Regions from separate parts of the Homo sapiens genome. Here region 1 is linked to region 2. The links are chromatin contacts, found by Hi-C or POLR2A ChIA-PET in ENCODE. All regions are on one chromosome and are shown on one strand. The core of a region is the stretch at or near the end of the contact, and the rest is flanking DNA. Distances in the headings are between cores, read along the strand shown. Region 1 overlaps TRAK2 (trafficking kinesin protein 2). Region 2 holds the start of ORC2 (origin recognition complex subunit 2).

Region 1 (2,700 bases), core at 47-2,546, 450 kb after region 2:
AAACCACATTTGGTTTCTACATCATAAAGTTTATAATCCTTAATGTCTGGAGATATAGGGAAAGGGAGATTTTCCCAGTTACCAAGAACACTGGCTAAACTGGCAAAAAACTGGTTCTGTACACAACACCAAGCAATCCCTGGATTCTTCTAAAGAATGCTGGACAGTAAGAAGTCGAGGGTGTTGAAGTCGAGTTAAGTGTTGGACTCCTCATTTTAGAGAATCAATTATTTGATCCTTTTCAAATTTTTGATATTTGTCAATCATTTTTTATCAAAGACAAAAACAGCCACTGCTTTGTTGACTTTTTTGTGCCATTAAAAATCTTCCAAGCTAGCCCACTGCCACCACTGGCAATGTGCTGACCAACATCAAATTCTCTAGTGACAGGATTTCTCATTACAGCACTAGTGACATCAGCTGTTACTTCTGTAACAGTACTCTTCAATTTATTAAACATGGACTCCATGGCTGCAATATTGGGTAGTTATAGTTACCTTTTCCCTCTCCTTCCAGGAGGGGCAGAACTGGGCCTCTTTTTCCCCACCCCCCTAAACACAGGCTGTTCCTGCTCTGCCTTCACACGTGGCAGCTGGAGGAGGGAAAGGGATAGGGAGGGGAGGGATTGGGGACGAAGACTAAGGGAGGGGGGAAAAGACTGAAAGACCTATTGTCAGCTATTTTTATTACTGTATTACTATTGAGTTTTTACACCTAGAGATCAAATCAAGACTGCTAAAATAAGGTTGCTATAGTATCTAAATAATTACAGAGTATTAAAGGTAGAAGACACTTTCGGAAACCATCCAATCCTGCCTCCTAGATAAGGAAACTGAGACTTAAAGATGGGTAACTTGCCGAGGACACTAGAACCACCAGACCTGGGTCTCGACTTCCTATCCAGCACTGTACCCATTCTTGTTGCTATCTGCCATTTACAGGACAAAGGCTGACAACTTGTCCTAGAAAGCAAGTTCCTACACATCATGTCTCCAACATACAGTATTAGTCCTACATATCTCCTAATTCCTCCAGGTGTCTAATCTACTTATTGTCCTATTTTTCACTCTTAATATTAGAAAGATCATGGGTTTTGGCATCAGACGTAGCTTCTGAATCTGACTCCTCTACTAATTGTTAGACACACGATTCATCCTTTCAGAGCCTTAATTTCTCTCATTTGTAAAATAAAGATCATTTATCACACACAACAGTAGTAAGAAGTAACTAAAATAAGCAATTAAGGCACCCAGGGTATCTGGCAGATCACAGGTACTCACTGAATACTATTTACATCACTACTCTCTCACTTGCACACCTATAACACCCCCACCCCCATCTCTGAACAAACTGAGCTTTTGTGTTTTTATGTATCTGCCACTATCTTCCTGTTCCCAGTACTGCCCATCATTTAACACCTCCCAAACTTAGCTGTTTACAAAAAAGGAGAGTTATTTCTGTTAACATGCTTAAAATACTAGGGCTTAAAATAGCGAAAGTACAGGATGTCATATCAACCCTCTCACTTTTAAAGAGATGTGGTATTTCCTTTGTGGGTAGTATAATGAAACATGCTCTAGCTCTGGCAAAGAACAACAAAGTACTGGTTAAGAAAACAAATCCTTAAGAGAGTAAATTCCTACGACTTGACCTTGACTTCACAATGACATTTTAATAAGTTTAATAAAAGGAGGCTGGCAATATCAGACATCCCTATTCACCCAGAAGGAGAAGCAGTGGCTTGATCACCACAATGAGATAGAGATGAGGCAGATTTAAAACCTTAAATATGGTTCTAAATAAGCTCTCAATCCTTACAGATCTCTTAAATAGGAGACCTGAACATATATCCAAATTCTATTATTACAAGTTCCATGTGATTATCCAAATTTTTCCTGCCACACATATATTACATAGAGATTGTCATTTTAATACTCAGGAAGAGAAGTTGACTATAAATACATGCAGAGCTAAAAACAGACTATTAGGTATTCAACGGTATAGTGGAGATGAAGAACAAAAGTGACATTCATTACAAGAGATACTAGTCCCTAGCATCTCTTCTAGACTAGAATAATTCCCTACTTCCAAAATGTAATATTAAAAATAAGTGTACAATCCAGGCTTAGTAGATTAAGCTAAATATTCTTTAGACTAGCTCTTCCACCTTGCTTCCATATTCTGATAATGTTCCATTTATTACTCTTGCCCAGGCTTGACAACTCCTTCTCTACCATTTTATCCTCCAAATGTCTCCTTCATGTCCATTTTTTCCCAGTCATGCCTACCGGTAAGATAATTAAATCAGTGCTAGAATCAAGCACACTAGAGCTTGGTCTAGAGTATGATCTGTAGACCTACAGATGAAAAACAAGCCTCAAAGGGTTAACCTTATCAGCAAATAACTTAAAGTCTTGCCAAAATAAATTTTAACACTTTTCCAAGGAAGACAACAAAACCTAAACACCTAACAATGTAACATTCATAATATTCACCAGTCCATACAAAATTACTAGATATGCAAAAATAAACAAAATGTAATCCATAACCAGGAGGGAAATGAGTCAACAGAAACAGACCCGTCATGACAGAAATAACAGAATTAATAAGCAGCAATTTTTTATATCCTCTATTTTTAATATGCTCAAAGATTTAAGGGGAAAATATGAACGTAATGGAAAGAGAAACAGAAGATATGCC
Region 2 (2,700 bases), core at 39-2,538:
ATAAAAGATTTGCTGTAATTTTTAAAAACATAATCCTTTGAAAAAGAAGGTTGGATAGATTAGTGGTTAAACACCAATTTTAATATTGGAGAAACCTGAGTTCCAATCTCCACTCCATACTTTATAACTGTGTGACTTTGTCCAAAGTCCTGACGATTAAATGAAATGATGTGCCTGATATATAAAAGAGCATCACTGAATGCTCCCAATTATCGGTATTTTTACTTTAACCTTTTTCTTTTTTAGCTCCTTACTGCAGTGCACTGAGATATTTTTACTTTAAACTTCAACTTAACCATGCAGATCTCTTGTACATCTCTAACTCATTCAACATCTAACAGAAAAACTGCTCAATAAGTGATGATGTCCGTTTAACGTGCAGTGCCCTTATATAACGGTGTAGGGCCGTGCTATTTTTCTTCAGATTGCAATTTAACTGCGGGAAAGTGTAATGATTCTATTAGGATTTCAATTGTAAAATGAAAAGTAACGTCTCAACATCTTTTTAATTAAAAAGCTCTACCAAAAGAGCCTGGCTTATCAACATTTTACAGCCAAGCATGGCTCCAAGGTGACCGATCAGTTAGCTGGCAGGACACATTGGTGCCTCCAGGCTGGGATGACATCAAAGGTTCTAGCTACAGTGGTTCTGGGACGCGATCTCTTCCTCTTCATACCTCACAGGGCACTTTACCACTGTCGTTACACATCTTCACAGTTCTCCTTTTCCAACCAGAGGGCTTCGTAAGCTGGGAATCAGGTAGGTTAGTATCAGGCGTCCCTTGCACAAAAGGCCTATAACTGCGGGGCAGACTAACGAAAGGTCCTCCCAGAGTGAGCCTCTCACCTCAAGTCTTAAAGGACTTTGGCCTGCGCCTCCAGCCTCTGGCCAGTTGGCTGCGCTCCACCAGTAAGGGTTCTCGAGCCCCCGGGCAGCCTGCGGGGGGCAGCGAGGCGCAAAGACCATGCCCCAAGTGCCGAGGGAAAGTCCTGAGATGCGCGACTTGGGACGCTAGGGGCCAAGCTCCGACGCGGGGCTGGGTGCACCTGGACGCACCTCACACGCCGCGAGCTAAGCAGAAAAGGGAGGCAGGCTGCCCCGACACCCCACTACTCACCGCTAGGTTTCCGTCTGGCGCCGATCCGGCTGCGTCACGCCGGCCGAACGACACCCCGCTGAGTCGCCGCCGCAGGGAAGGTACCTTCGGCCCCAACGGGAAAAGCCAATTTCCAGTAATTCGCGCCCGACCACCGGGGAGGTAAGGAGCACCGGAGGCCAGCTGGGGGATGGGAAGCCTGCGTGCGGCACACCGAATCTCCCGCCCTGTTCAGGGGGCGGTGCCCGAGGAAGCCAATAGGAAGAGGAGTCGGCCAAGAGCGACGGCTCTGCCGTCCAGTCGGCGCCGGCCATTCGGCCCCGCCCATCAGGAAACCTGAGGAAAACGGATTCTTGGGCCCTGAGTTGTGGGCCTTACCTTTCCTTTCTTCTTTCCGTTTCCGGGGAAGGGAAAAGGAAGTGTTGTTTGGATCTGAGGAAGTTTGCACAGTAGCTGGCTGAGTGGTAGCTGTTTGTCTTGTAGCAATCTTTAAAAAGTGTTCTTTGGGGTCGGGCGCAGTGTCTCACGCCTCTAATCCCAGCACCTTGGGAGGCCGAGGCGGGCGAATCACCTGAGGTCGGGAGCTCGAGACCAGTCTGACCGACATGGAGAAACCCCGTCTCTCCTAAAAATACAAAATTAGCCGGGCGTGGTGGCGCATGCCTGTAATACTAGCTACTCGGGAGGCTGAGGCAGGAGAAACGCTTGAACCCGGGAGGCGGACGTTGCAGTGAGCCGAGATCGAGCCATTGCATTCCAGCCTGGGCAACAAGAGCGAAACTCCGTCTCAAAAAAAAAAAAAAAAAAAAAAAAAAGTGTTCATTGGTTTCCCAGCTACCTTTTGAAGAAAAAGGTAATGGAAATTGATTCGCATTTCTTTTTTAAAGATTTTCTTCATTTGGCGTGAAAGGTAGGATCTTGTACATCTCCAGGGTTTGGGGTAGGGAGAAGAAGAGACGTTAGGAGAAGCACTGAATATGGAGATGGGATCGGACGGCTAGTGGGATGAAGAGGCTGGGGAAATAGAATGAATAGACAGAGAAAATGATTGACTTCAACTATCCAAAATATAAAAAAGACAAGACAGAGAAAATGAGGAAGAAAAGGAATGAACCTGGATGGGATCCATACAGTATTAAGAACAGGGTATTGTTTCATTTGGATTCACTTACTCAAAACAAAACTACAGAGTACTCTGCGAACAGAAGATAAGTATTCATTATCGAGCGAGACAACTACGATCTCTGCATTCACTGTAGTTACCTAGCACGTGAAGATATTGAACGGACAATATTGAGAAAAATACCATGATATGGGAAGTGCATTGGAGCACATGGTAGGAGTAGCTAATTAAAAGCCCAGAAGGAGTCAGGAACAATTTTCTAGGAGGAAGAGATGTTTAAACTGAAACCCCTGTGTTGAATAGATTTAAAACAGGCCAAGAGGGGTAAAATTTTCCAGGTAGAAGGTCCAAATCCGTGTAACAGCTGTGTAAAATGCCAAGCATTGGGTCTGTTATTATGAAGGGCTTAGTTGGCCCTTAGGGCACTGGTCAGATTTGTATTGAAAGATCTTTGGATAAAGGAGGTAGGATTGGGAGGGA

The links. Hi-C counts contacts between places; a loop is a spot of excess contacts on that map. ChIA-PET counts read pairs that join two places held with the same protein, here RNA polymerase II (POLR2A). Pooled maps may share reads with other maps.
Region 1: a pooled map shows a loop between it and region 2 (2.9-fold over the local background). The contact joins the enhancer-like site here to the promoter of ORC2 in region 2. A Hi-C loop is called at or near these places in 4 of 50 pooled maps. POLR2A ChIA-PET finds 5 or more read pairs at or near these places in 2 of 52 experiments (K562 and OCI-LY7).

What each region holds. Positions count from the first base shown.
Region 1 is chr2:201,412,840-201,415,539 of GRCh38, forward strand. The region is part of intron 2 of TRAK2 (trafficking kinesin protein 2); the gene reads right to left. It also overlaps the pseudogene SCYL2P1. Among named protein-coding and RNA genes, the nearest start is that of TRAK2, 37 kb to the right of the region's middle. Within about 2 kb of position 1,297, at least 5 of the 41 ENCODE cell types and tissues checked have a DNase peak (open chromatin) inside an H3K27ac peak, as active enhancers do.
Region 2 is chr2:200,962,372-200,965,071 of GRCh38, forward strand. ORC2 (origin recognition complex subunit 2) reads right to left here and starts at 1,289. Exons shown (of 18, transcript NM_006190.5): 1 at 1,119-1,289. LOC105373835 (a long non-coding RNA gene) reads left to right here and starts at 1,061. Exons shown (of 3, transcript NR_187976.1): 1 at 1,061-1,259. RefSeq lists an enhancer at 522-591 and a silencer at 1,300-1,698.